Linked DNA regions of Mus musculus: all the other regions are linked to region 1. Evidence: chromatin loops called from intact Hi-C (ENCODE). Cell type or tissue: left cerebral cortex. All regions are shown on one strand. Each heading gives the region's core, and the rest is flanking DNA. Links, peaks and the distances in the headings are about the cores only.

Region 1 (4,889 bases), core at 604-4,603:
CATCACAGTATAAACTTTACCCTGATTGAGTCTCATGGAGCAAATTTGTGTGTGGATTCCAAAGGGGTGGAGTTAGGTAAAGAGTGAAGAGAAATCAGGAATCAAGAATCAGAACTAACTATGTCAACCATATTAGCTTTGAACTAACAGAGATTCTCCTGCACCTACCTCCCAAGCGCTGGGATCAAAGGCCTGTGATAAGGCATGGAAGGCTGAGGAAGCCATAAATTGCCTATCAGGGAACTCTCATGCCTGCTGTCTATAGGTAGAGAACAAATGTATCTGTGACAGGATTTAATTTTGTTTTATTCTCTTCAGGAAATGTTCCCTATTCAACCACATTTCTGCACACATATGGTAAGTGTGTTTCCTTTTTTTCTTTGATATACTGTAAAGAAGCAGAAAATATTAATAAGCCAAAGATCAAAAACAGAATAGCTGTGAAGTCCCTATTCAGAGAGAACTGCACTCTCCTTGGGGTTATTTTCTTTTATTCATTTACAGTGTATGCATATGCTATAAACACACATAAGGAATGTGATAGTATTTCTTACATTCATATTATATTTCATAACACTTGCATCATATTGTGAGTAGTTTTATATCCCATCTCTAACACATGTTAACATTTTCTTATGTGATGAAATGTTCCTAAGACAAAGATGTTAAATTTGCATCCTGTGAGATTTACTCCTTCTGATGCACAGCTTTGAGAGTTTTGAGAAGTTTATGTGAGATGCCACCTTGGTGTTTCTCACTTCTCCTTTAACTTAGCCCCTCCCCCCCTCATGCCTCTGGCACCCCGCCCACCCATCCTGGAATCCACCGCATTCCTCTTTCTCCATAGCTTTGTCCTTTTCAGAACTCTGTATTTTTATCTGCAGTGTGTAGCCATTTGGTCAGGCTTCTTTCCCATAGCACAATGCACTGGAATTGCCATTCATATGACTATACATCAATACTAGTTCCTGCTGATGGCTGAGCAGTAGTGCCCAGTACAGAATGCACTACAGTTACAGAATGCACTACATTTGACTTAACTGTTCACCAGTCAGGTGACACACATGACATTTACTTAACAAATGAACGTTCCATCCTATGGGTATACAAAACCTTATGTAGCAGTTCCAAACCTGTGTGTGCTTGTGTGTGCTTGACATTTTGGGTTATTTCCTTATCATAAGTAGCCATTAAATAGACATCTTTAGATATACATCTTTGCATAACATCTATATATGTATACCTTTATATGCTGTACATGTAATTGAAGCTCTTAACAAACACGTGTTGTATCATTTGAAACACAAGAAAATACAGAAAATAAAAAATACAGATGCTTCCATAAATACATTTAATTATTTAAGATTAAACTATTCTCCAGGTCTCAGTGCTTTGTACCATTATCAAATAAGAGATAATAACTTTAACTCCACAGTAGCAACTTCTGTCTGCTAAGCAGGACTAGATGAATGCCTTGTTTCTTGAATCATGAGTGTAAATACAACTGGATTACCGTCTGGTTACATTGTTTTTCTAGAAGGGTTTGTCTTGAGACAGTGGGTTTCCTTAGTTTACACAGGACAGTGGACTACTCAAGGGTTGCTGCAAGGCTGGCTTCTGTTAGAACCCTGTGGGGATTTTCTAGTCACGCCTGAGAACTTGAAGCCAAAGCTACTAAGAGAGAAATGAGAAGGCTGGCGTCTCCTATTGCATGAAGAGATGCGCTCTCCCTCCGCATAGATGCTGAGGCTCTAAAGAGAATAAGAGAAATAGAGACAACATGAGTGTGTGACAAAAATCACAATGCACGCCACAGAAACGTGTGGATAGAACAGAACGCTCATAAAGTGAAAGTAAAAATTCTTAATCACTCTATTCCCATCGAACCACAGTTAATAATGTCAGTTGTCCTCCCAAGGAAGACAGCACACGCATGTACACACACACACACACACACACACACACACACCCCTCTTTATGTAAACACACAGAATGCTATTTGCTTCCTTTGCCTGACACCACCTCTTGGCACTTGGACACAGTTCATGCCGGCACACACACAGAGTCAATTCATGTTTCCTTGTGTATGCATTTCTATTTTACAAATGTTCTAGAGTGTTAGCCAAGTTCCTTATTGGTGAATAGTGTATCATCAGAGTTTAGCTGATTAAGAAAATCTTGTTCTGACTTTAAAACACTGAGCAGAGGCCCTGGCCAAATCTCATTTAAACTAGATAAGATCTGACCTTCTGAGTTTTTGAAATAGAAATTACTGAATTCTTTTCAACCAGTTAAAAGGTGAATTTAAAAAATAATAAAACTATCTTATCTTGGTTCAGAATCAAGACCCATCGATCTGGACTTGTTAGTGGCCACGTATCTTACCAACTTCCTTAGGAAGCTGAAGCCCCTTCTTTACTAGCCAATGGCGCCCTCTACTGGACATTCACTATAGTTGCAGTTCTGATTCTGTTTATGTCTATATTGCATTTCTATATTCAGTTTATGCACTATGTTTCTGGGTCTATGCTAGACGTGTTGGTTTGACACATTTCAGAGTCAAAGATGGTTGTGAGCCACCGTGTGAATGTAGGGTATCATCCCTAGATCCTCTGGGACAGCATATCTCTAGCCCTAGAATCAATTCCTTAAAAAAATATAGGAACATCTCCAAGACATACTGTTAAGAGAAAAAGAAAACAAACCCCAGAATCTTATCTATATTATCATTTATTATAACTTATATGAGAGATCTATGTGTGTTATGTGGGTACATGACCATGTGTGTGTATGAATGCACACATGTGCTGTGACAGGAATATCTTACTCTATAAGGACACACAAGAATATAGAAGTTATGGTCTACCTACTCTGAGCTTTAAAAAAAAAAAGCTGGATCATATAAGAATAAAAAAATAACAGTGTTTGTTCTCCTGACCCTTTTAATAATCGCAAACTTTGTTTCTAGCATGTATATTAATCTTTCACAAAATAAATTAAGATTAAGAAGGAAAAGGTCCAAGGTCGCCCTGTGGCCCCACCTCTAGAATTGTCTGCTGAAGTGTGCTAGGTAGAGTATGGTGTTGGGCCGTCTGGGAAGTTAGCTCAGCTGGCAGATGTCTGTGGAACTTGCGACAATTTAACCAGAGACTGAGAGGCTACAGTGCAGAAATGACCTGCTCCGCAGTGAGCTATTTAGGAAATGGATGGACAATCAGACTACAGTTCACCTGTGTTGATTCAGGCCATTTACTTACGAGTTCATGATACAGTCGGGGTGAGTGCTGTGGTCCACACACATTAAGAACTTCACTGGTCTACAGAAGAAAAACCGTACTTAAGAGATTATCCAAATCACTCCTTCGAGTTAAACACCTATGATGTGGTTGCAAAGCGCTTGGAACACAAAACACATCTTTGAAGAGCCTACAGTTTCCTCCTTTATAAACAATACTGGCTAGGCTGGGACTGGTGACTCACACCTTTAGTCCCAGCACTAGAGAGGGAAGCAGAGGCAGGCAAATCTCTGTAAGTTTGAGGCCAGCCTGGTCTTCATAGAAAGTTTCAGGACAGCCAGAGCTATACAGAGTGACCCTGTCTCAGCACCCTTCTCACAACAGGTAGCATTTATCCAGCACTTACTATGTTCCACAAATATTGTCTGTGTTTTATTTAGGTCATACCATCCGACCCTCAACAATCTAATGAAGTCGATCCTATTTTCAACCACAATTTGCTGCAGATGAAGCTGACTGTTTTCCTTATGTTCTAACAGTGGTGAGTGAGAGATCTATCCTTGAATGTGGTAGGCTAATCCAGACCCTTCCTGCCTGCACCTCCTACTTTATTAGGAAAACTCCTTGATGTGTGCTTGGACAGAAGGTTGAACGAAAAGCACGTGAGCAATAGCCCAATTGAGAATGCTCATTGCCTAGTATAATCGAGGCAGAAAATGTGAAGTTCCAGGGCAACCAGGAGGGAAGGAAGGCAGCAACAGAAGCAGGGGCAGGTGACAGTGACACAGAAGGCGTGAAATACAAGGCAGACTAAGACAACACCTCTATGACCAGATGACTGGAAAGAATTGGAAGACATGGAAGAGTTACACAGGCATGCACTGCAGGCGCTGTAGTCCCCGCTTAGAGTCGCCTACTTACAGTGAAGTTTAGTCTGTATACATACATTTTATGGCTAGTGGGTTTTGCAGATAGTATCTCACTAGGATGCCTAGGCTACTCTTGAACTTCTGGGCTCTAGTGATCCTACCACCCTGGCCTCCTGAGTGTCAACAGATGCAATCTGTCCAAACATATTTAAAAAGAAATAAATTCGGTTGTTATTGTCTTTTGACCAAGACAGACTTTGAATTTTGTGGAGTCTGATCCATTGTGGTATTGGAAGAAACCAACCAAGAAGAAAGAGTCTGTGTAGAGATAAGGCTCTGCCAGTGTCACCAAAGACCCTTATGTGAACTTGGGCTGACTCAAGACGAAAGGCCATTCCACTGAACGCTGAGGGTCAGGAGAGTCTTACCTATGTTTGGGTTGATCTTCATTTATATTCAAACCTTAGATTCTTTGCTACCCTGGAGCAACAGAAAGGCCACAACACAGAACAGGAGCCTGCAGGAGCTGAGTGAAGCTTGGAGTCCCAGAGCCAGCAGCCAGAAGAAGTGGACGCCACACAAGGGAGGAGGGACATAAACTGAGACCCAAGTCAGCTGTGATGGGGGAAAGGGCTTTGGGGTCTGGCCTGACTGCTACAGTGTTGGCTAGAGATTGAAAAAAGAGCCTTTCTAGAGAGTTCTTGGGCCAGAAAAAAGTGGTGGTAACTGAAATCTGTCCTCATCGTTGAGCTGTAATGCAGTAAGAATTGCCCATGTAGAAGTA
Region 2 (4,889 bases), core at 515-4,514, 150 kb before region 1:
AATACATGCCTGTAATCCCAGCTCACAGAAGAAAGCAGACACAACAGGGTGGCAACCAAGACCAGTCTGGGCTACCTAATCTAGCACTGTTGTAGTTTTTTAAGAGAACATTTCTTAGCAAACAGTCCAGATCTCTATACATACCCAACTATCCCCTTACAAAAATATCATCTGAGAGGCTCATAAGGCAGATAATCTTGACGAGCACTATTCAACCCAGCACAGTTACCTTACCAAAGTAGCACATGGTCAAAACAGTGAAGGTGTGATCTTAGAAGGAACAGATCTCTACACTCAAAATAAAATTAACAAAGTTAGAAAGGACAAAATTAAATGTTACCCAGGATAAACAAAAAACTTGAGTCATTCTCCCACATTTGTTTTTTGTCTTGGTTTAAGAACATACAGAATTTTGTTACTTGTAGACTTTTGTCATTTCTTTCTTCTTTTAAAAGCAACCTCTGCAGTAGCTGTGAAGTGGACTCCTGTCATGACTTTGACTGGTTCTTCCCCAATTGCTGGTGTTCTTGGGCAATTGCTTATTTCCCATTTGTAGATCTTCTTTGGAGAAACAGATTTTCAAGAACTTGCTTAATTTTTTAATCAGTAGTTTTCTTGCTAAGTTTTAGAAACTGAAGAGATTGTTCCGTTATCAGATACACAGCTCAGGAGTAGTTGTCAGCAGAGCCATATGATATATACATCTTTAAAATCTCAGGCAATTTCCCAACCTCTACTGCATATTAAAATCACTAGTGGGGATTCAAATTCTACCTGCGCAGGGCCCACTCCTGACCAAATCCATTCTAATCTCCGGGGTGGCACCCAAGCTTCAGTGCAGGGCTTTAGGGAGTTCTCCAGGATGATGTGTTTAGTAAAGGTTGTGCTAGGCTTTCTGGGTTAACCACAGAGTTCAAGTTTACAAGTAACAAAATTCTGTACACTCTTAAACCAAGATATCATCCTGAGGTATACAAGAGGGTCAGGTGGCTTCTCCTTTAACAGAATTAGTTTGTAGGTGTCTCTGAAGTGATTGTGTGTCTATTGACACCTTAGTAACTAGAATTTGAGAAGATTAAGAACTAGTGAGTGACAGTGGCCAGTTTATGCAGAAGTATATTTGTCATCACCACTACCCTCAGCCTTTGACGAACCCTCTTCCTCACAGGTCCAGAGAACTGTCTCTTCTTCCTTCTCTCTTCTCTGCCCTCTCTGCTTCCAGAGGCCAGGCTGGATGCTCTAAGATATATCTTTGTTGTTTTTCTTTATTTTTCTCTTAGTGCAGCTTTCAGGCACTATTAATCTTAGTTGGGCATTGTTATTATCACTTTTAATCTTTTGCTACAGAGCAAGAACTAATATTGTGTCTGGAGTGGGAGGGGTTATGAGCAGATTTGGCGTTTGCAGCAAATGAGTTATGTGTTTCGGGGATATCACTAGAATCATGGGTTTATTTATTTAGTTAGTTAGTTAGTTTTTGTTTGTTTGTTTTTTCACTTTCAATGTAGGTAGAACTAATGGCCACTCTCTGGGGAGTGTTATGAGATCTGAGGCTGGAGAGATGGTTCAGCAGTTAAGAGCACTTGTTGCTCTTGCAGAGGGCCTGGGTTTAGTTCTCAGCACCCACATGCTATCTTACAATCATCTGTAACTCCAGTTCCATAACACTCACTTCTGACCTCCAGGGACATCAGGCCTGCACATGGCATACAGACATACATGCAGGGAAAATGCTTATACACACAAAACAAAGCACACCGTTTTTTACAAAATTGAAGATATGTAATAACCCACAGTGAGGGGCTTTGACTATGGCACTGTGCCATGCTGTACAGGACAACAGCCAGACAAAGGCTAACAGCACTGGGAAAGTTATAGGAACCCACAACTTTGGTTTATGAAGAGCCCATGAATGCAATTACAAGCACAGAAGTCAGAGAGAGGATTCTGTGTAGATGAGCAGAGAAGGGGATTTCAGGGACAAAAGTTTGGCAAAGATAAAATGCCCTGAGAACTTCAAGCAGTGGACAGCTTTGCCTCCGAGCTCGAGGCTCAGAGCCTGTACAGAAGATATAGGGAATGAGCTGAGAAGCAACGGGGATTAGGGGAAGTGCCTGGACCTTCCTGTGAGTACAAGTTCAGAAAGCCAGCACAGGGTTGGAGCTTGGGAGGGATGAGTGGTCACTGGCGAATCTGGATCAGAGAGTGTGAGCCTGGAACTCTCATGGCAAGACCGACGCTGAGTCATGTTGGCCTTTGAGTTCCTTTAAGTGTCCAATTCTGTACTTCTCATTGACTGCTGAGCAATGGCAAGCCAATGACCCTTGCCTTTCTCTGAGTGTTGAGTCTTCTCTACAGGCTGCTAACACTGAAACTGGGCATGCTCTCATCATAGGTATATAATCTGTCCGGCATCTTCTTCAGTCAAATGACAACGCTCCTTCCAGTGCTTGCCGACACCACTAGCTGAGAATGCTAAGGGTGTGAGCCACTGGTCTTGTACATCAATCGGGTTGCTGTTACTAATTCTGTGTCCCGGACAGCACAACATCAACTAAAAGGTGAGTGAAACACACAGTTGTTTCACTATGGAGCTACTATGGAGCTACTATGTCTGAGGCCATCATCTTCCCCTCAACTCTGTGACCCTGTTCCACATTATTTTACATTCCAGTGGCAGCCACCAGACGGCGGCAGAGCGCCAAGTGGCCTATTTGCCAGATATAAGGAGCAAGTACCAGAATTCAGGAGTCCTTGGTTACCCTTAGATAGACACAACAACTACTGACAGAAACCACAAGTCCTACAAGGGTATTTCTATCTCCAAAGAAAGTACTAGAAGCCCATTTTGGACTCGTTGTGTTAGTGGCCAAATTGCTATACTTAGTCTAATAACAGTGTATAGTGTACAGACTCCCAATTAAAGCAAATGCTAACCGAGGTCAAATGATCCATGGAGTTTCAGTTCACATTCAACCCACAGCAAGCCCCGTGGGTTCCTGAATCCACTAGTGACTATTTTACAAGGTCCAGGTGTATGCACGTACTCAGCTGCTGCCTGAACCCCTTATACTGATTAAATGCTTGAGCGCTGTGAGGACCCCTTAGCGCTCACCTGGATGGAATGGGGTGTTGATATTACGAAAGCATACAGAAGAAGCCCGAGTGATCTCTTGTATGCACTCACACAGCTATGTGATGGCCAGGCCAGTGAGCCCCATGGATGCTCCTGTCTATGCCTTCCCAGTGATTGGAGGACAAGTGGTCTCTCGGGACTGAACTCAGTTCTTCATGCTTGCACAGCAAGCACTTCATCAATTGAGCCATCTCCTCAGCCTAATACATTTTGATTTTTTTTTTTTTTTTTTTTTTTGGTATCATATGATAGTATCTTTGGGGAACTTACAGAGCCTGTCTCTTCCAAGGTCAGCTAACTCCTGAAGATGATCAACTCATTTGGGATCACACCCCTCCTGTGCAAACCAGCCACCCTTTGATGGCGCATGCTTTTAATCTCAGCATTCAGGAGGCAGAGGCAGGCAGAGTTTTGAGTTTGAGGCCAGCCTGGTCTACAAAGTGAGTTCCAGGACAGCCAGGGCTATACAGAGAAACCCTGTCTTGAAAAACAACAACAACAAAATCTATCTAATACTCACAATCCAAGCCAATTTCCTCCTCCTTAAATTATCCCAGGGACAGCTAGGTCCCAAGTCCAAGTCTGGTTCAGCTCATTCTACAGCAGGGAAAATCCCGTGCCAACTTTGATTATCCCCTGGAAACAACCAAGGCTGTGGCCCCATGTTCCTCTTCATGCCCACTTCTAACCCTTGTCATCACCAAGGTTTCATACAAATTACTGTGGCTCTGTGTGTTACAGCACGCCACCTTTCGTTGTAACTAAAGTGATGAAGCCATATTTCCATGGCATTAACTTCTCTGAGCCACTCACTTCGCCTCATGATGTACTGCAGGCACACGGAGACAACTGTCAGCCACCAGGGTGGCTCAGTGTTCCGTAGAAGGCCAGCTTCTGTCTGCTCTTGCTTTATCACTGGCTCTACCCATCAGCAGCAGCTCTACCCTGGAAAGTGTGTCTGGAACATGGACAATAACTGCTTTTCCCCTCCTTGATGGATCAGAAGAGGACTGTAGAGTCTTGTCTCATATAGTTAATACTTTGCAAAGTCCTACAAACACTGTATGGTTGAGAAGGCATCCTGTTAGGTATGTGGAAGGAGGCTTCCAGAGCTAACTGGCTAGCAAATCTTTCTAGAGAGGGGAGACAGGGAGTGGTTCTTTCGGGTGCTCTTTGAGGGCAATGTCAGAGAGCACCAGCAGGGAGTACCACAGATGGCTCTGTAGCTAGGTATCCAGCTTCAAGCAGAATTCTGTATTTGGACAAATCCCCCCTTACTCTGGCTCGCAAATAGTCCTTGGTAAATGAAGGTTTCCCTTTTGCAGACTTCTATTTTGGGCTGGGGCTGACTTAGTTGGGCCTCTGACACTGCTACCCTCTATAGACATTCCATTTACTTCCTGGTGGTTGGGAGTCTGCCTTAGGACCTCCTCATAAAAAACCATGGCCCCTAATCTTATTGATAGGACAAGGCCACCTCTCTTTGTGATTGTCTGCTTTGCTGCTGCCATTAGTCCCCAGTCCAAGAGGCTCACATCCTTGTGTAAATGGCCCAGAGCCTCACAGCAAAAGCAAAGGGAGAAAGCAAGCCTTTGATTCCTTTCTTCTCTGATGCACCCAGAGAACATTTCCACTTTGAAATAGGCTGTCAATCTCCTGGCTAATGTTCCAGGGCCTCAAGAACCTACAGTTTATCAGCATGTTAAAATACTCATCTTACAACTTCATTGTTTATAAATCAGAACACTGTAAA
Region 3 (4,889 bases), core at 292-4,291, 210 kb before region 1:
GTCATTTTTTTAACCCAAACATAAACATTTACACTGGAAATTTGCTTGGAAAGTTGTTGAGATCATTTGCAGAACTCTGTTTAGCACAGACTTTGTTGTTGTTGTTGTTGTTGTTGTTGTTAAAGTTATTGATAGCATGATTTTGATCGTCTCTAGCCGGGCTTTCTAGAACTGCGTTCTTGACAGTTGAAAGGTTTGGAAAGGATATTTTCTGAAAGGTTGTACGGCAGTTCGTTGATCTGAGTGACTTTCTTGTGAGTAAAGTCATATAGAATAAAGGACAAGGGCAGTTTCTGACATCTACGCTGAGCACACAGCAAGTGTCAGCAGATCAAGTTTAGAACAAACCTTCAAGCGTTCAGGAATGAGGACAGGCCACATAAGGCAAAGTTGACGGGGAGGAGGTTACGACCTCCTTTTAGGGGCATTGAACTTAGGTATAACTAAGAGTAAACCTCGGCAGGCATTGCGACACACGACATCACAGATTCCTGTGGCGGAGCTCCTTTCATGGGGATGGACAGGAAAAGGTCAATAGGAAGTGGTGAACTTCCTGGTCCACTTTGACTTATTCCATGACCAAATGGGTCTGTTGCTTGGTAGAAGGAATGACTGAGATCATTTGTAGCATGCAGGGAGAGAAAGTCTGATTCCCCAGGGTGGATACCAGCTCTACTTAGGGGTGATTCTAACTTGTCACAACCCAAATATTTGAACCTGGCTTAGTTAAATAAAGACCCTGGTATATTACCAGGTTTCAGTTCTTGTTTGTGTGTGTGTGTGTGTGTGTGTGCATGTGTGCCTTGCACATAACTCTAAAATCATCGAGTCACTAACCTAGCTTAGGATTAGGGTGTCTTGCTCACCAGTAATGAATATAACTGAGGTACACTGTCTGCTTCATAAGTGTAGGACAGAGAGTAGTGGGTCATATGGCAGTTCAAAGGGTACAGGACGTTTTGTCTTCATTTTCTGAGGTTGCACTAAGATGGGACTCAAGCTTTAGAATAAACAAGTTCCCAGGGAATTTGTGGACATCCCCCAAGCCCTTCTCCTTTGCAATATGAGCAGTGTTTATACATCCTAGGGTGGATTCCAGCTGGTTTATAATATCAGCTCCAAGCTGCCCTGGCTCCAAGCTGGCTGAAGCTCAGATAGAAAGAAAGGTCTTCACGGAGTTAGTGGGGCTGGGGGCTGGGGGGTGAAGTGGGGGGATGGGGAGTGGGGAGGTGGTGGGAGGCGGAGTGGGGATGAGGAACCAGGTCCAAGTCACATGTTCTGGCTCTCCTAATTCCACCATAGCTCACTAGGCTGAGTTAAGTACTGTTCAATGTCATGTGCCACATAGGCATGTTAGTGTCACTGGCAGCCCGAGAGGAACTGTGTATTATTGTCACAGGAAGACAAGTTTTAAGAACGAGAAACCACATACGAACTAAGCACTCCTCCAGATGCAACAGTACTTTTTATTTGTTTAGAATTTTTTTTTTTTTTACTATGTGTCTGTGTCTGTGGCTATGTGTGATTATTTGTTTATATGTGTGTATCTGTGATTATGTGTCCATGTGTGTATGTGTCTGGGGGGGAGGGGGGGATATGAGCACTGGAATGTGGATGCCCTTGAAAGCCAGAGGCATTGGCTGCCCCAAAGCTGGCAATACAGTTGGTTGTAAGCAGCCCCTCAGGTGCTATGAACTAAACTTGGGTTCTCTGGAAGAACAGTTGTGAAAACTTTCTTCCTGTTGAGCCATCTCTCCAGCCCCATGGAGCAGTACTCTTAAACAGAGTGAATATATGTCCTGGGACTTGGATTTTGTTGTTGTTGTTGTTCATTTGTTTGTTTGTTTGGGTTTTTTTGTTGTTGTTTTGTTTTTGGTGACATGGGATTTTTTCAATGCAAAAAGGCAGGATGCCTGTTATCCCACTGGTACGGAGATTGCTTGGTAACTTGATAGGCTGTTCCATGTTGTTTCCCCAGGATTTATTTGGTACTTGCTAACCTGTTCTTAAAGCATATGCACATTGTACACTGGATACAAAAATAACAGTTTTGGTCTTTTCTGTCTGTGGGTAAAACGGGTTGTGCTATTTATTAATTCCTTGCTGCCCTCTAGTGGTCAGATTGAAAAGTAGTTTGGGTTTTAGCTCCCCTGCCTTGAGGGGTTTGTTTTAATTTTGAGACAAGGTCTCTTTGTGCAGCTCAGGTTAGTCCGGAGCTCTGAGGTCTTCTCACTTTGCTCTTCCAAGTGTCGGGATAATGGGTGTGTGCTACCATGCCTGGCTGAGCCTTTACTCCTGCAGCCGATAAAATTCTAAGGTTCAGAGGCCCTCAACAAATGAACCAATTTGTATAACTCAAACCAAGAGATTGATAGTGGCTAATGAGCACAAGCGCTTTTAGTACCCTTAAATTCAGTCTTTTGAGATAAGTGAGGAAGAAGGTTTTAATTTCCACATAGGCTAGTCTTTCCTGCAAGGTGACTATGTGAAGGCGTTTGGAATCCCTTATGATGTGTATTTTATGTAGAGAAAAGTATTTTCTTCATAAGTACATATTCAAGAATTTCCCTGAGGAAAATACAACCCTCAGCAAGAGAACCAGGACATTTCTAGCACCACCGTTTGGGTGGATTTTGTACTTCATATGTGTGGTGTGTTCACTTCAAGTTGTCATCTTGACATAGCCTGGTGTCATGTGGGAGGAAATCGCTGTGGGTGTATTTTACCCCAGCAAAAGGGAAATGACATTAAGTCTTCCCACAGTGCTTTAATGCTGAAATACCTTATTTCTTTTCAATCTGGACAACACAGAAACTAACAATTAAATGAAGAAACACCAGACATCCCAAGTCCCTCTTCCCATTTTGTTATTTCCCTCTTCTATGACGGTAGCTAAGGTGCGTGATAATGTTTGTGTGGGTGTAAGAGGATATACCCACAAGGTGCATGCATGTATGTGTGAGCACATACACACAGACACACACACACACAAACACACACTCAAACACCTAACACAGCCTATGCCTTTGTCACTGTCCTTCCAGCATTTGTTGTGAACACTGTTCATTTATGAGAGCCATAACACAGTACTCCATCCTAAACAGAGATGTGTCTTCAGAGCCTTAGTCCTGTTTTGTGTTTTGGTGGTGTGCAATGGTGGTCTTAGTAGGTAGGTTGTAGTGGAAGGTGGTGGAGGTGGCCGTTCGTCGGCTCCTGTGCTGCTGAGGATATTGGATCCTAGCCAACACTTTTCTCTTTCCCTACAGCCTTGGCATTATATATGGCTTTGTGGCTAACCAGCAGACCAGGACTCGGATCAAAGGGACCCAGAAACTGGCAAAGAGCAATTTCAGAGACTTTCAAACACTCCTGACTGAAACACCAAAGGTAAAAACCTACAGCCTGCGCATTCCATGGCGCTTTGTGTGAGCTGCTCTGAGTACCTGTGTGTGCGTTTAGCAGCACAGCCAAGCCTTTTAACAAGTCAGTGAACCCACGTGGAAAGCCATTGCCCTTTAATGATGCAGATGAAGAAACATAACCAGAGAGTTCAAAAAGCATGGAAATGTGGTTTCCATAGCTTTAAGATATAGGTGTCTTATTTTGCTCTATTTTATTTAGGCATAACAAAAATCACTGCACATATACAAGTACCTAACAATTTTAAGTGTCTCACTGTGGGTTGCTTTGTTTTTTGTTTGTTTGTTGTTGTTGACATTGTTGGATGGATGCTCTTGCCTTTGTTTGGTGCGTATAGTTAACCCCTTATCATTTACATAGCTACTATTAAGATAGAATTCACTAGCTTTATGCACACCTGATTATTATTATCTGTGTAGGTGTGTCAGTCTATTTAGGAAGGACTTTCTTCTCTCTCTCTCACACACACACATACATACACACACATCTCTCTAACACACACACACACACACACACACACACACACACACACACACACGCACACACCATGTCACTTTGGAAGACAGCAAACAGAATGGCTGAAGGCAGTGATGGGCAAGCCTGTTTTGTCCTCATCCGAGGAGTGTGTTGATGTATCGCCGATACAGAATATGACTTGGAAAGTACCTGAGCAGGAACCGGCCTAAGCGTGTGAAGCTCATGGGTATTGGCATTGGTGGGGAGTCTCCCCAAAACCATGGATCCTTGAACAAGGTGTGGCCTTCTGAGTTGACTCTGTCCTTAAAATGCTGTGCATCAAGTGTGTCAAGAAGCTGGAAGTAAAAGGCAGAGGCATTTGGGAGGGGGAGAATAGAGAGCTTAACCCTGCCTGGCTTTGCAGGTCGCACTGGTAGAACTACCTTTCTCCCACCATGTAAACAAAAGCTCATGCTTGTCATGTGACATCTTAAAGATTCCACAGAACCCCCCCGCCCCCCCCCAATGCCAAAAGTAACAACAGTGCCCCTGAATACTAGGCTGTCTCTCATCCTTTTATAAAGAGAGTAAATTCCTCGGGCTTTGGGGAAACTTAACCTGGTTGGACATATGCGAAGACCTCTAACAAACAGAAGTTTTACAGATAATTGAACAGGCAACTGACAGACAGAATATAGCTGTCTCCAAACAGAACAAGACGTTTCACGTCTGGTAATCAGGGAAATGAAAATTTAAACTCTGAGTTGTGTTCCCTGGGAAGGTTGGCAACCCTAGAAGAATGTTAACCCAGCCTCGCAGAGAAGCAGGCCACCATAGATAAGAAGATAAGTACTCCTTAAGACCACTCAGGAATAGTCAATATCGTGGACTCACGCATCAAAACTTTAGAAGGTCTTCTTGTTCATTGTTTCTTGAGTCTGGGCTGTCTCTGTGACCTGTTTATGACCAGAAGAGCACAGTGGACATGACCTTGGGCTAGTCGGAAACATCTA
Region 4 (4,889 bases), core at 350-4,349, 430 kb before region 1:
TCTTCTTGGGATACACACTAGTAATCAAAACTGTAAATTTCTTAAATTTTGTGAAAGTGTGGGCATTCTATTTTTTTAGCATTTCCAAATTAGTTTGCCAGACAGCTTGGTCTGTGGTGTGTCTCCTTTCAGATTGTTGGTCAGACCTGTTCTGTGGTCACTGTCTCTTCATTCTCTGAGTAAATCAGAGTTCCATTATGCTTATTTGATTGTATTATAAGTTCTAAAAATAAAGAAGAGAGTGTGTGCAGAGGGAGTAAAGGAGAAGAGGGAGGTAAGAGATAATGACCAAATAAATATGACCAAATATGTTGTATAAAATCCTCAGATAATAAAAATATCATGCTAAAAGCACATTTTCTAATTTCTCTGGAATATGCACTTCATCACAAATTTTAAAAGTTAGTTAAATTTTACCATCATTGAAGAAAATGTTTCAATGTCTCCTTGAAATTCTTTAAGTGTTTGCTTACACATTGTGTAAGATACAAGTACTAGATACCAGTACAAATCCAGAGCTATTTTAGTTTCTTATTTATTTTATATAGTGACTTCTTTCACTCCCAACATTGCTTGCATTGCTATAAAAAGCTAATATTTGACTGATATTAATAATGAATCTCTAACTGTAACAATTAAGCTGATAAGAACATTGCTGTCACGGTTATGGCTTGCAGCCTTAGTTGTAATGTGAAGGTTGAATATCCTCTGTAGGGTCTCATGTTTGGACACTTGTCCTCCAGCTGAGAACACTGAGAAAGTTCTGGAACCTTTAGGAGAAATGGGTCACTGGCGGGGAAGCCTTAAGGTCTTACAGCACAATCGTAATTCCAGTTCATATGGTGCAGATGCAGTGTGACCAGTCAGCCTCTAGCTCCTGCCACTATGTCTTCCCAGACACAGTGGAATGATCCCCAAAACAGTAAGCTAAAGTAAGACCTTCCTTCCTTCCTTCCTTCCTTCCTTCCTTCCTTCCTTCCTTCCTTCCTTCCTCCCTTCCTTAACTTTCTTTAATCATATTTTGCTGTCACAGTGTGAAAAGTTGCTAATGAAGGCTTGCATGGAAAGTCATTTGTTTCTAGAGTCCTGGTGGATGGCTAGGCTGTGGGGCCCATGAGTTGGGCATCTCCATTTATGTCAAGAGAGAAAGGGTAGATGCTGACCTATAATTTTAATCTTGTCTTTCCTTGCCTGAGCACCCTGGCCAAAGACATCGCCTGATCTCCCTGACAAGGCTATGTTGATGGACATGTCTTCATAGCTATGGACCACGCTAGGTGCTCCTGAGAGATCACATCCACTGCATCTTTGTCTTGGTGAATTGCATTTCTTTCCCATCCCAGTTCATCCTTCTCAAGCTCTCCCAACCAGGATAAGGACATAGCCTAGTGCCTGGAGCCTCTACAGCCACGCAGCTTAATCTCAGCTCAGAAACAGAGAACACCACAAGGCCTGGCTAGGTGTGTGTGTGTGTGTGTGTGTGTGTGTGTGTGTGTGTGTGTGTGTGGTGTGTGTGTGTGTGTATGTGTGTGTAGTGTGTAGGTGTGGTGTGTGTGTGTGTGTAGTGTGTGTATGTGTGTGTGGTGTGTGTGTGTATATGTGTGTGTAGTGTGTAGGTGTGTGGTGTGTGTGTGTGTGTGTATGTGTGTGTAGTATGTAGGTGTGTGGTGTGTGTGTGTGTGTGTGTGTGTGTGTGTGTGTTCTATGATGTGAAGAAAGTATATCTTTTTTAATTCTCAGGTCATGCCTAGATGAGTAAATCCAGGAATCCATGACCTGCTTGTGACTCTCCTTTTCATGAGTGGAAATTTCAAACCCTAAAGACATTGCTGAGAAATTAAATAGACCTCCACAATTAGGCAGACAGAGATGGAGGGATGTGGGGGCCAGGGATGACATAAGTGGCAGTAAATACTGGAGAGGGGGAGAAGTATAAATGATGGCTGTTTTTCCAGAAAACATCCCCTGTTTTTCTAAATGTCCGCCTCTTCTGAGAATGAAAAGAATGATAACAAGTTTCACAGCAGAGCAAGCTATATATAAGGAGGCAATATCTTCAAAACTTAACATGTACCCAAATTTTCTAAAAATCTAAAAACAGAGCTTTCTATATGCTAATAGCACTTTTAAAAAACCCATATACTATAGGCTTTATATCTTCTGTTGCCCAGAAAAATCTTAAATATATCTGTGTTTTTACCCTAAACTATTACTTTATTTGAAGGACTCATAGATTTTAGTAAAATTCAGACACAACTCTCACTAGATGGCAGCACGTAACAGCATATAAGGAGACAGGCCATCTCTGCTGTCAGAAGCTCCAAGAGCAACTGTGAAAACCCAACAATGAAAGGAGATTCGATGGATCACAGGGCTCCCAATGGAGGAGCTAGAGAAAGTAGCCAAGGAGCTAAAGGGATCTGCAACCCTATAGGTGGATCAACATTATGAACTAACCAGTACCCCGGAGCTCTTGACTCTAGCTGCATATGTATCAAAAGATGGCCTAGTCGGCCATCACTGGAAAGAGAGGCCCATTGGACATGCAAACTTTATATGCCCCAGTACAGGGGAATGCCAGGGCCAAAAAGTGGGAATGGGTGGGTTGGGGCGTGAGTAGGAGGGTATGGGGGACTGTACTGGCTAGTTTTGTGTCAACTTGACACAGCTGGAGATATCACAGAGAAAGGAGCTTCAGTTGAGGAAATGCCTCCATGAGATCCAACTGTAAGGCATTTTCTCAATTAGTGATCAAGGGGGAAAGGCCCCTTGTGGGTGGTGCCATCTCTGGGCTGGTAGTCTTGGATTCTATAAGAGAGCAGGCTGAGCAAGCCAGGGGAGGCAAGCCAGTAAAGAACATCCCTCCATGGCCTCTGCATCAGTTCCTGCTTCCTGACCTGTTTGAGTTCCAGTCCTGACTTCCTTTGGTGATGAACAGCAGCATGGAAGTGTAAGCCGAATAAACCCTTTCCTCCCCAACTTGTTTCTTGGTCATGATGTTTGTGCAGGAATAGAAACCCTGACTAAGACAGGGACTTTTGGGATAGCATTGGAAATGTAAATGAGGAAAATACCTAATAAAAAGTATTTTTAAAAAATTTTTTAAAAAAGAAAATGTGTCATTATCAAAATTCAGTAAGCAATTCACAAATACTTTTATTGAAACACATGTTTTTTTAAAATAACACAAGTTGAAGAAAAAGCGCTGCTATAAACATGATCTAAACCCCAAGCAGAGCATTCCATCTGCTCCTGAGAACTAGGAACCCCACAGTTCTGTGGGGCATTTATAATTTTACTTTAGTCCCAAGGGTTAATTCTTCATACTTAGCAATATTTAAAAAAAAACTTTTATTCACTTAAGGCATTTGTGTGAATTCTAAATTTACTATGGAAATTAAAAGTTCTATTCTTGTGATCCACTCAAATTTTCTTTCAAAACCTCTTTCCCAGCCAGATGGTAGCAACTATCTCCTTTTCACACACTATATAACATCATGTTGACTTTCTGAGTGGAAACCGCCACAAATGGAATGACATTCTGACATGTTTGTCTGTCTTGTTTTGTTCAGTATCATGTTTGTGAAGTTGTCTTTTGTTGAGGAACACTGCTGTGGGTCATTTGTTTTTTAAACATTTCATGGATGGTATTCTAGTCTCTGAATATAACAACATTCATAAATTTTGATTGATGGGCACATGCATTTTTTATTTGTGGTTATTAAAGACAGACCCATAGTGAACACCAAGGAATGAAGTGCTTAATGGGGCCATGACAAGCATCCATGTATAGGACTTTAGATGAATGCAGGTACATAATTCCATAGTAATTGCTCAAGTACAAGGCAATGCATTCGTTGAACTTCATCAACTACAGCCAGCATTATCCAAAGTGGTTGTTTCACTTTGTACTTTTATCCTCAGGATATGGTGATATATATATGCATGTATATAATTTCTATTTATCTTAGCCAGTGCTTGTCATTGCATATTTTTTGAGGTCAAGAAACTCCTTATATTTTATTGGTCATTTGAGATGTCATTTATAATACAGGAATGTCTTTGCAGCCATGACTTGTATACCCATTGTTCTTATTATGTCTTAGTTGATACTTGTTCTTTATCTTATTGTGTATTTTTACTAAACTGTAATGACTAGTAATAACTTTGGAAGAAATCATTGACAGCCTCAAGATCAAAATTTCTAAGCTGTAATGGCGAATAATAAGATTGAAAGAAACTATTGCCAACCTTAAGATCAAGAGAATTTTTCCTTCCTTTAATCAGAAAGACTGTTAGTATGTTATGAAGCATGGTAAGGGGTCAATATTTTTTTACAATGTAGATACTAAATTTATCTAACACAATTTGTTTAAAAGGCAAGATTTCTTCATAGTCTAGAGTTTTTTCCTTTGTCATATTCAAATATCTATGCATGCATCATCTTCTCTTAGATTTTGCCTAGCTCTCACTTACATCTCATTGTGTCAGTACCCTGTTTTAATAAATACAGATTTTAAAAGCTTAAAAAGAAAAAAAAAAGGAGATTCGGATCTTCTTTGGCTTCTCTCTAAAAGAAACCTAGTCTTGAGGGGAGGGAGATCTGAGATAAAGTCTCATGTATCCCAGTTGGCCTTGAGTTCCTCTTTTTAACTTATTTCTTTGTATTTCTGTGTATTGGTGTTATGCCTGCATGTCTGTCTGTCTGTGTTAGGGTGCTGTATCCCCTAGAACTGGAATTGCAAGTAGCTATGATCTGCCATGTGGGTGCTGGGAATTGAACCCAGGTTCTCTGGAAGTAGAGCCAATGCTCTTAACCACTGAGCCACCTCTCCAGCCCCAGCCTTCAATTATTTCTGTAGGCAAGGATGATCTTGAGTTCCTGATCC
Region 5 (4,889 bases), core at 424-4,423, 52 kb before region 1:
GGCCTTCATCTTGTTTCCAGCCCGGTAGAGAAAAATTTTTCAAGATTTCATATCAGAGAATTAGACTCATCCTGTTGATTCCATGACACTGTTCAAGTAAAGCCAGCTTCCTTGAACCTTCCCTTAAACTCTTAAAACCAAGCCAACTCCCCCCTCCACGAACCTTTGCTGTGAATGTTTCCTTCTTACAGAGAGCAACAAACCCAACCCACACAATTATAGGATGCTCCCAGTGGTCCTAGGTTATGCTCTAAAGCAGGTGGTTCTCAACCTTCCTAGTGCTGCGACCCTTTACGACCCTTTAATACAGTTTCTCGTGTTATGGTGATCCCCAACTATAAAATAATTTGTTGCTACTTCATAACTAATTTTGTTATTAATATGAATCATAATATAAATATCAAATATGCAGAACATCTGATATGGGACCTCTGTGAAAGGGTTGTTCCCCAGAAAAGGGATTGAGACCACAAGTTGAGAACCACTGGTCTAGACATTAATGAGCAATCTTGGGATACAAAAGAATCCAAAGGCCCATGACAATTGAGATGCCTTCATAAGTATGTGCATTGGACAGAAGTTTCATAAGAAGCCCCTCTTAGCCTCTTGACTTGCTGAAACAAAGACTTTCCTGGTGAAGAAGAATCTTAGTCTGAGGGCAGGTTTTTTCCTTGTTTTCCAAAATGGAGTCCTACAGTTTTTGGTATAGAGTAAGTTAGCCCACATGTCAAGACTAGAGGTCAACGCGTGCATCCTCTTTTCTACTCCTCTGCTCCTGCCAACAGAGCTTCACTTGTTCTGTTCCCACCACTCACTACCTCTCATGCCTTCCCTTTCCTCTGAGTTTTTCAAGGTTGGCTGACTCCAGGTGAGCAAAGGCAGAAAACAGCAACAGAGGAAAGGTCAGACAGTTGTGACCGTGCCATAATGTTCCTGTGAGTGGAACACTGCCCAAGATACCAATGACTCATGCTCACATCAAAAGCTCACACCAGCCAGCAGAGGACTCTATGTCTCTTACTTAGAAGTAAAGAAGCTCAGAGCAGCTTAGCCTTGTCCAAGGCCAACTAGCTAGCTCCAGAACTGCCTTGCAGGCCAGATGTTGTTGTCTTTGCTAGACAATGTTGCCCCCTACAGGAAAATCCAAACTTTGCACCTATGTTTCTAATAGAGTTGCTTCTAGAAGAAAAAAAAGTGATTCATATGATTCTAGGTCTCAGGAGATGTTCAAGATTAGTACTGAACGGTCATGCCTAGATGCTAGAATAATATCATCAGGGAAGGAAAAGGTAAGGTCTTGTAATGAGGGGAAACATATATATGATTGTTAAATCCAGTTGTTATTATTATTAAATTTTCTCTCATATATTATATCCCCTCTCTCCTCTTCTTCCAGGCCTTTCCACCACCCCCTTCCACTTCTCCTCCATTTCCCTTCAGAAGAGAGCAGGCCTCCCAGAGACATCAACCAAACATGGCATATCAAGTTACAATAAGACTAAGGACCTCTCCTCAAATTAAGGCTGGATGAGGTGACCCAGTGGGAGGAAAAGGGTCCCCAAAGCTTGCAAAAAAAAAAAAAAGTCATAGACAAGTCCTGCTCCCACTGCTAGGAGTCCCACAAGAAGATCAGGCTATATAACCATAACTATATGCCAAGGGCCTAGGTTAGACCCATGCAGGCTCCCTGATCACTGGTTCAGTCTCTGTGAGCTCCTACTGGCCCAGGTTAGTTGATTCTGTTAGTTTTGTGGTGTCCTTGTCCCCTCGGACTCTTACAATCTTCCTCCCCCTCTTCTACAGGATTCCCTGAGCTCTGCCTAATGTTAGGTTGTGAGCCTCTGCATCTGTTTCCATAGCTACTTACTGGATGGAGCCTCTCTCCTTCATACAAGTATAGCAGAATATCATAGAATATCATTTTTTGCTTTTTTCCTGGTTATGTCTGTCTCTTGGTCATCCAGCCTTCGGGTTTTGGCCCTCTAGGCAGTGTCAGGGCTGGGCTCCCTCTCATGGCATAGGTCTGAAGCTAGACCAATCATTGGTTGGCCACTTCTACAATTTCTGTGCCACCTCTACCCAACACATCTTGTAGGCAAGAATTGTAGGTCAAATGCTGGGTTGGTGGTCCAATCTCTCCACTGGAAGTCTTGCCTGGTTACAGGAGATGATTGATTCAGGTTCCATATCTTCCCTTATTAGAAGTCTAGGGTCACTCTTGTAGATTTGTGGGAGTTTCCATTGTACTATGTTTCTATCTCACCCCCCCCCAAATGCACCCCAATTTCAGTTGTCTCTCCAGGTTCCCTCTCCCTTCATCTTCACCCTGACCTAATCCTGTTCCCATACTTACCCATCTCCAGCTCACCTTTGATATCTATTCTATTTCTCCTTCCCAGGGAGATTCATGAGTCACCCCTTGAGCCCTCCTTATTACTTAGCCTCTCTAGTTTTGTGGATTGTAGCATGATTATTCTTTATTTTACAACTATGTACAAGCCAGTACATACTATATATGTCTTTCTGGGTCTGTAAACCCAGTTTTTATATTGACAGCTTTCACTGGGTTTTAGAATGTCACTGCCACCACTCCCATAAGAACCACATTTCTACCTTTATAATGTGCCACTCCTGTGGAAGGCTCCCAAACCCTAAATTTTACCATTCCTTCAACACATCTGGCTCTTAAGATAAGGATTCACAGTCTATGAACTTTCCAGCTAGCTGGTCTACCAGGTCAAGCTGTCTCTGCAGGGACTAGCTTGAGTCTTGAATTTGAGGCCACTACAGCCTATATTTAAAGTAGAGACTGCCACCTTGTGGGAGAAATGGGTGATCAGTGAGATGCAAAGAAGCGATGAGGATTTTCTAAGCAGGGTCTTTATATAAGAAAATTCTTGAGGTTGAAGGTGTCCCTAGAAAGAGCTAAATCACAAATTTGAAAAACAGTAAGAGAGGGGAAAGGGGGGCAGGATCAGGTGTGGGAGAAGAGGGGGGAGATGTACAGAGGGTCTGGAAATTGAACAAAGGTGTGTAGCAATGGGAGATAGGAAACTAGGCGTAACCAACAGAAAGTCCCAGACACCATGAAAGCAAGAGGCTCCCAGGACCTGACAGGGAAGATATTAGCTGAAATACCCAACAAAGGGGAGAGAGAACCTGTAGAGACCATATCAAGAGGTGAGGAATGGCCCCTGGTTGACAGATGGGGCCACCTACCCTTCTCAAAAATTTTAACCCAGAATTGCCCTTGTCTAAAGGAAATACAGGGACAAAGAGTGGAGCAGAGATAGAAGGAAAGGCCACCAAGAGACTGCCCCACCTGGGGATCCATCCCATATGCAGCCCCCAAACCCAGACACTATTGCTGATGCTTGCTGACAGGAACCTGATATAGCTGTCTCCTGAGAGGCTCTGCCAGAGCCTTCCCAATGCTTGCAGCCAACTGAGCACAGGTTCCCCAGTGAAGGAGTTAGGGGAAGGACGGAAGGAGCTGAAGGGTTTGCAACACCATAGGAAGAGCAACAATACCAGCTAACCAGATCCCCCAGAGCTTCCAGGGACTAAACCACCAACCAAAGAGTACACCTGGGGGGACCCAGAGCTCTACCTGCATATGTAGCAGAGGATGGTCTTATCTGGCATCAATAGGAGGAGAGGCCTTTGGTCCTATGAAACCTTGATGCTCCAGCAAAGGGGAATGCTAGGGCAGTGAGGCAGGAGTGGGTTGGTGGGTTGGGAGTACCCTCATAGAAGCAGGAGGGAGAGGTGGTTTAGAGAGGAAAAAAGGAAGAGGGATAACATTTGAAATGTAAATAAATAAAATAACTAATAAAAATTTTTTAAAAAGAAAAAGAAAAACGTTTAGTTAAATTCTACCATGTGTTAGGTGCAGAGGGTAAAACTGAGAACAAGAAAAAAAACCTATGAAAGTTGTGGAACATACTAGAATATTACAATTTTGTGTGAAAATAGGGAGAAATGGCTAGGATAAGAGCTTTAGGGGTGGACAGCAAATGGTATTTAACAGTATATAAGGTGGGGACATTAGATGACATTGAACAAAGAATTGAAGGGAGACAGAGCCTTAGAGTAGTAACTTCCAATGGAGTAATGTTCTGGATAGAAGGCCCTAGCATCTGATGTGTTAACAAGAAACCATTTGGCTGGAGCAAAGCAAGTGAGAAGGAGATGATGGAAACAAAGAAAGAAAGGCAAATTTGACCTTCACCATGGACTTTTATCTATTGTGGCATTAGAGGCAACAGAACACTTTGTGCACAGGAAATAGGAGATATCAGAATGCCCTTCTTTGCAGGCTGTACTCTGAAGGAAGTAGGGACAAAAGCAGGTAGATCAGTATTCATGACACAAAGATCCGACTTTGAGCCATGGAGGAGGAAGGGAAGATATAAGTCAAGATAGGAAAAAAGTAGCCAAGAATGGTGGTGTACACCTTTAATCCTGTAAGGTGTGCCTGGTCTACAGAGCAAGTTCCGGGACAGCCAGGGCTACACAGAGAAACCCTGTCTTGAAAAATGAAGAAAGAGAGGAAAGAGGAGGAAGAAGAAGGAAGAAGAAGAGGATGGAGGAAGGGGAGGAGGAGGAGGAAGAAAGAGGAAGGAGGAGCAAAGAGAAGAAGGAGGAAGAGGAGGAGGAAGGAAAGAAGGACGGAGAGGAAGAAGGCAGAGGGGAGAAAAGAAAAAATAAGAAAAGGCGATAGATTCTGAGTTCACTGTGGATTTCTAGTGGACTGAGTATGTGTGAATATATGGTGTTAGAGAAATTATAGAGTCAGTAACTAGAAGGATGAATAGGCCATCAACTGGAAAAGCGCTTCCAGCAGAAGTCACCTTGACCATGGGTTCCATTTAGAATAGGGACTTGAA
Region 6 (4,889 bases), core at 470-4,469, 420 kb before region 1:
CCTTCATTTCTTTTCACTAGCTGTAGTGTCTAAATTTCATGACCTAAACAGGCTACCAGGTTTTTTTGTGATATATCAGCAAGGAATCTAAAAGAGTTTACTCAGTGGTGAGTTAAGCTTCCATTTATTATCAGCCATTTTAAGGCTAACTAGTAAACAAGAATTAATTTATTCTTGTTATGGTTTGCTTCTCTGTCACTATGATAAAGCATTTTGACCAAAAGCTGCTTGGGGGAGGGGGAAAGGGTTTATTTCAGTTTTTAGGTTACAGTCCATTGCTGAGAGATGCTGGGGGAGGGCCTCAAGCAGGAACTGGAGGCAGGAACTGAAACAGAGCATCATGGAATACTGCTTACCAGAGGCACTCTCTACAAGCTTTTATACACAGCCAGGCCCAGCTTGCCTAGCAATGGTGCCACTCACATGGCCTGGGCCCTCCCCCACATCAATTATTATCAAGAAAACACTCCCACAGACATGCGCACAGGCCAATCTAACAGAGACAATCCTTCAGCTTTACATTTCTTCTTCCCAGGTATGTCAAGATGACAACCAAGATGAGCCATCAGAAGTAATGACCAGGAACTAGTTTATTCTGAAACCTACCCACTGCTCCATCTTTCAGTGAGTTATTTCAACAGTACAGGGCTTCTAACATACCATAATCACTACAAAGTGAATATGAGAATGCTATGCAGTCTGCTGGAACCAAGATAACTAATTGTGTATTGTCAAGAGCAATAATAGCAAAGCTGATGCAATTGACAACTCACCCACACACTGCCAAAAACAGCCTGTGCCGTTTATAGATCCATGATGTCACACTGGCCACATTCTCTTCATTCTGAGTTGCCAGGGTCTTTTCCATGATCTGGTTCCTTGGCAGGTCGTTGATACTTTCTGGCAAACTACTCCGTATCATTGTGTCATTGTGTTTAGGATGGGAGGCATTGGCAAGAGGATCTCTCTCTCTCTCTCTCTCTCTCTCTCTCTCTCTCTCTCTCTCTCTCTCTCTCTCTCTCTCTCTCTCTCTTTCTCTCTCTCTCTCCTTGCATCTCTGGTTATATAGGATCTTGTTTTGTGGGGAGGTGTCTCTGGCTACTAAGAAACAATACAGGTAGCCCATTTTGTAAAATACCTGTTGGGAAATAGCTGACACAGCTATTCAAATCCTTCCATTCACACTTGTCTACCTCTGATCTTTTTCATCATAGGGATCTGCCTTAGTTTGATTCTGATCTTGGGATAAAGACCATGACCAAAGCAACTTGAGGAGGAAAAGGTTTATCTTAACTTCCAGATAGTAGTGCATCATGAAGGAAAATCTGAGCAGAATCTGAAGGCGGGAACTAAAGCAGAGATCAAGGGCAGATGCTGCTTACTTGCTTGCTCTCCACGACTTGCTGAGCCTGCTTTCTTATACAACCAGGACCACTCACCTATTGGTGGGACCTCCCACACTGAGCTGGGCCTTCCTGTATCAATCATTAATCAAAACTATGCCTCTACAGACTTGCTACAGGCAACGTGATAGAGCCATTTTCTCAACTGAGTTTCCTTTTTTCACAAGCTTCTAGTTTATGTTGAATATTGGCAAAAAGGAGAGAGAGAGAGAGAGAGAGAGAGAGAGAGAGAGAGAGAGAGAGAAGAAGAAGAAGAAGAAGAAGAAGAAGAAGAAGAAGAAGAGGGGGAGGAGGAGGGAAGAAGGGAGGAAAGGAAGGGAGGAAGGGTGGAAAGGAAGGGGAGGGAGGAAGGAAGGAAGGAAGGAAGAAGGAAGGGAGGGAGGGAGGGAGGGAGGGAGGGAGGGAGGGAGGAAAAGAAAAAAGAAAAAGAAAAACTAACCAGCACAAGATCCCTTCAAGGCCTAAAACAAATTTCTAACTAAAGAGAGTTATATTGTTACTACCAGCATCCATCCATCCATCCATCCTGTTTTGTTAGCACTGGGTATCAGCAATAGCTAAAGGCTGACACCATAAATATTGATCGGAAAGTCTAGGACATCCTTACTTACAGCACAGATTCTTTTCATATATATCTTGTTGAAAATTGCTAGTAAAATAAGAGGCAGAGGAGTTTTATAGCAAGATACACCTTGTACCTATTAATAATTACTTATTTAAACCCTACATGTTTAAGTGCCTTCCCTTCCCCCTCCGTGTGTGTGTGTGTGTGTGTGTGTGTGTGTGTGTGTGTGTGTGTGTGTGTGTGAGTGTGCCCTAGACCATTTGTACTTCTGTAACAAAATACTACAAGCTGGGTAATTTATCAACAATGCACATTTATTTAGCATGCCTCTAGAGGGCAGGACAGTCAAGGTCAGGGTGACAATGAAGTGGTGTCTGTGAGGGCTGCCCTCTGCATCCTCCAGAAGAAGCAGATGCTGTGTCCTCACATCAAAGAGCAGAATGGCAGGAAAGTGACTCCTTTCACCCAGAGACCTTGTATTAGAAAAGGGGGCTGATCACCTCCCACAGACAGGCCACAGCTTTTAGTGACATTGAGTGGGGATTAACTTTCAACATGAAATGTGAAGGAGACACAAACAATTATAACTTTTTTTAAAAGATCTGTTTATTTATTGTATGTGTGAGTACATTGTTGCTGTCTTCAGACACACCAGAAGAGGGCATTGGATCCCATTACAGATGGTTGTAAGCCACCATGTGGTTACTGGAAATTGAACTCAGGACCTCTGGAAGAGCAGTCAGTGCTCGTAAGTGCTGAGCCATCTCTCCAGCCCCATTTATAACTCTTACACATGCATTGTTTATTCCTCATGACAATATTGTTCCTTAGATGATACATAGCCAGTTTTATCAATAATCACATAGTTACTGGCTAGCATTAGTCTGTATCCTAGATGATAGAGGACTTCACAGTGGCTGATTCAATCTATAATACCATGAAATATGGGCTTTTGTCTCCAACAGATATGGTGGGGAGTGATGGTACTGGAGGAGGCGACAGTGACATCAGAGCTGGGAGGAGCGGGGCAAGAGTGTTTAACCCAGTTTTTCTAACTCGTGTATTCCAGTGCTTGCCTCCATTGTCCACATTCTCCTGGGCTAGAAGCAGGCTTTGGCACAGTGTTGGATAACTGGCCTACTGCAATTTCTAAATGGAGAATGTTCCTTGGGCTCTTGGCATCGGCATCTTACACCTCCCACTTCAAAAAAAAAAAAAAAAAAAAACACACTGAAAACCTACTGATTGATGGGAGCTATGCTCTGGTTTCTCTTTAAAGGAAGGGCACTCTGATACCTATGGAGATGTTTTCTGTGTTCTCTTGATACAGCGTTTTTAATGTTTAAATACTGAGACTTCTGGGACTATTTTATGCCTTTCTGGGACTATTTCAGATTTGGCTGGAAACTTGCCCTGGTCTTCGCCCCTGCTTCCCCATTCTCTGTTATTGTTCAGTGGAGAAAGAAACAAAGGTTTGAGATCAGGGACTATGTATTCCTTATTGTGTCCCTGATCCTGACCACTCCTACCTAACACAGAAGACAAATACGTTTTGAGGACTGGCAAAATGGCTTGCGAAGAAATGGTGCTTGCTACCAAGCTTGACAGCTCAAGCTCAGTCACATGGTAGAGGGAGAGAAACAACTCTCAAAAGTTGAAAAGTTGCCCCCTGAGCTCTACACCCACACCAGAGCATGACCTCCCAAACACATACCACAAATAAACAAGTAAACAGAGTTAATATTTTAAATAAATAAATAGTTTGAATATGGGAATATGTGTTGTTGAGGGATTATTCTAGTTTATTTTCTCTGTTGCTATGATAAAGCATTCTGATCAAAAGCAATTTAGGGGAGGAAAGAATTTATTTGACTTACACTTCCAGGTCAGAATCCATCGCTGGAAGAAGTCAGGGCAGAAACTCAATCAGGATCTGAAGCAGACACCATGGAGAAGTGCTGCTTAGCTTACTGCTTTGCTTCCGGGGTCACACTCAAGTACCCTTCTTATATAGCCTAGCCCTGTCTTCCCAGGAATGGAAACATCCACAGTAGGCTGGACCCTCCTGTATCAATTAGCAATCAAGAAAATGTTTTCACAGAGATGCCCACGGGTCAATCTCATGGAGGCAATTTCTCAGTTGGGGTTCCCTCCTCCAAGGTGTGTCAAGTTGACAGCTAAAACTGGGCATCACTGAAATGGTACTCTTCAGTCTTTTTTTTTCCTCCTGAAATGCTTATTTCAGACTATTTTTTATTCTTTATCTGTATTTTTATTATATTATCCACATATGTTATATTTCACCCACTCATGCATTTCAATGGTTTATTGTACATCCATAGTCATTCAACTATCAGAACACTCTACATTAGATTTTCATGGACCTCTGAGACAAACTGTGCCAAATGAGAAGTCAGAGCTGTTTAACAACCTTTCTGAAATCTGGTAACTGTGTGCTGTAATTCTCACGGCATGCTTCTCCAAGGTTAATGACCCATACATCCAGTACATGGTCCCTGATCTTTGGGTCTCTCTTTACAGTTGCAAATAACAAACTCTTACTAGAATAGCTTGTATTCACTAAACACCTGCAATGTGCTAGACTCTGACACTACTGTGAAACACAAGGAGGCAAGAAGAACGCCTCATCAGACACCTTACATTCTAGCTGTAGAAAGGAGGCAAAGATGAATGAATCACAATTACCAACTGTGGGAAGTACAAGACACAGAAAAGGGGCGTGGCGTTGGAGTACTCTCATCCAGCCCCTCCCCTGCTGGGTGGCAGGGAAGCCCTGGTGGCCACAGTGTGAAGAAGCTGGTCCTACGTCCGCCAGGAAGTGGACACAGGAAAGCTCGTGCTCTAATTCCTTTCTCATTGTCATTCAGTACAGGACCCCAGCTCATGGAAAGGTGCCATTC

The links. Hi-C counts contacts between places; a loop is a spot of excess contacts. Peaks named below come from ENCODE experiments on the same cell type or tissue, not always from the same donor. Only the 100,000 strongest peaks of a DNase experiment are listed, where the experiment ranks them.
Region 2: it touches region 1 in a loop (2.6-fold over the local background); 23 of 42 quality-filtered maps call a loop at or near these places.
Region 3: it touches region 1 in a loop (2.1-fold over the local background); 8 of 42 quality-filtered maps call a loop at or near these places.
Region 4: a loop joins it to region 1, with 16 times the contacts of the local background. A loop is called at or near these places in 7 of 42 quality-filtered maps.
Region 5: it touches region 1 in a loop (2.2-fold over the local background); 25 of 42 quality-filtered maps call a loop at or near these places.
Region 6: a loop joins it to region 1, with 2.7 times the contacts of the local background. A loop is called at or near these places in 7 of 42 quality-filtered maps.

What each region holds. Positions count from the first base shown.
Region 1 is chr5:43,838,859-43,843,747 of GRCm38, reverse strand. Bst1 (bone marrow stromal cell antigen 1) reads right to left here. Exons shown (of 9, transcript NM_009763.3): 8 at 3,258-3,317; 9 at 280-1,751. The coding sequence ends at 1,646. Among named protein-coding and RNA genes, the nearest start is that of Bst1, 22 kb to the right of the region's middle. In left cerebral cortex, for the core only: a CTCF peak has its summit at 2,444 (motif pointing left); DNase peaks (open chromatin) are centred at 1,628 and 2,409; H3K4me3 peaks cover 833 bases; H3K27ac peaks cover 256 bases.
Region 2 is chr5:43,988,327-43,993,215 of GRCm38, reverse strand. No RefSeq gene overlaps it. Among named protein-coding and RNA genes, the nearest start is that of Fgfbp1, 9.0 kb to the right of the region's middle. In left cerebral cortex, for the core only: CTCF peaks have their summits at 2,690 (motif pointing right) and 4,005; a DNase peak (open chromatin) is centred at 2,683.
Region 3 is chr5:44,045,996-44,050,884 of GRCm38, reverse strand. It overlaps Prom1 (prominin 1), which reads left to right. Exons shown (of 28, transcript NM_001163577.1): 6 at 3,267-3,387. Among named protein-coding and RNA genes, the nearest start is that of Prom1, 53 kb to the left of the region's middle. In left cerebral cortex, for the core only: a CTCF peak has its summit at 2,130 (motif pointing left); DNase peaks (open chromatin) are centred at 2,100, 2,672 and 3,116.
Region 4 is chr5:44,266,118-44,271,006 of GRCm38, reverse strand. No RefSeq gene overlaps it. Among named protein-coding and RNA genes, the nearest start is that of Gm35959, 37 kb to the right of the region's middle. In left cerebral cortex, for the core only: a CTCF peak has its summit at 2,256 (motif pointing right); a DNase peak (open chromatin) is centred at 2,293.
Region 5 is chr5:43,890,494-43,895,382 of GRCm38, reverse strand. All of the region lies in intron 1 of Cd38 (CD38 antigen), which reads right to left. Among named protein-coding and RNA genes, the nearest start is that of Gm16015, 17 kb to the left of the region's middle. In left cerebral cortex, for the core only: CTCF peaks have their summits at 1,130 (motif pointing left) and 2,827 (motif pointing left); DNase peaks (open chromatin) are centred at 1,121 and 2,810.
Region 6 is chr5:44,255,797-44,260,685 of GRCm38, reverse strand. No RefSeq gene overlaps it. Among named protein-coding and RNA genes, the nearest start is that of Gm35959, 27 kb to the right of the region's middle. In left cerebral cortex, for the core only: a CTCF peak has its summit at 2,631 (motif pointing right); DNase peaks (open chromatin) are centred at 771, 3,050 and 3,429; H3K27ac peaks cover 454 bases.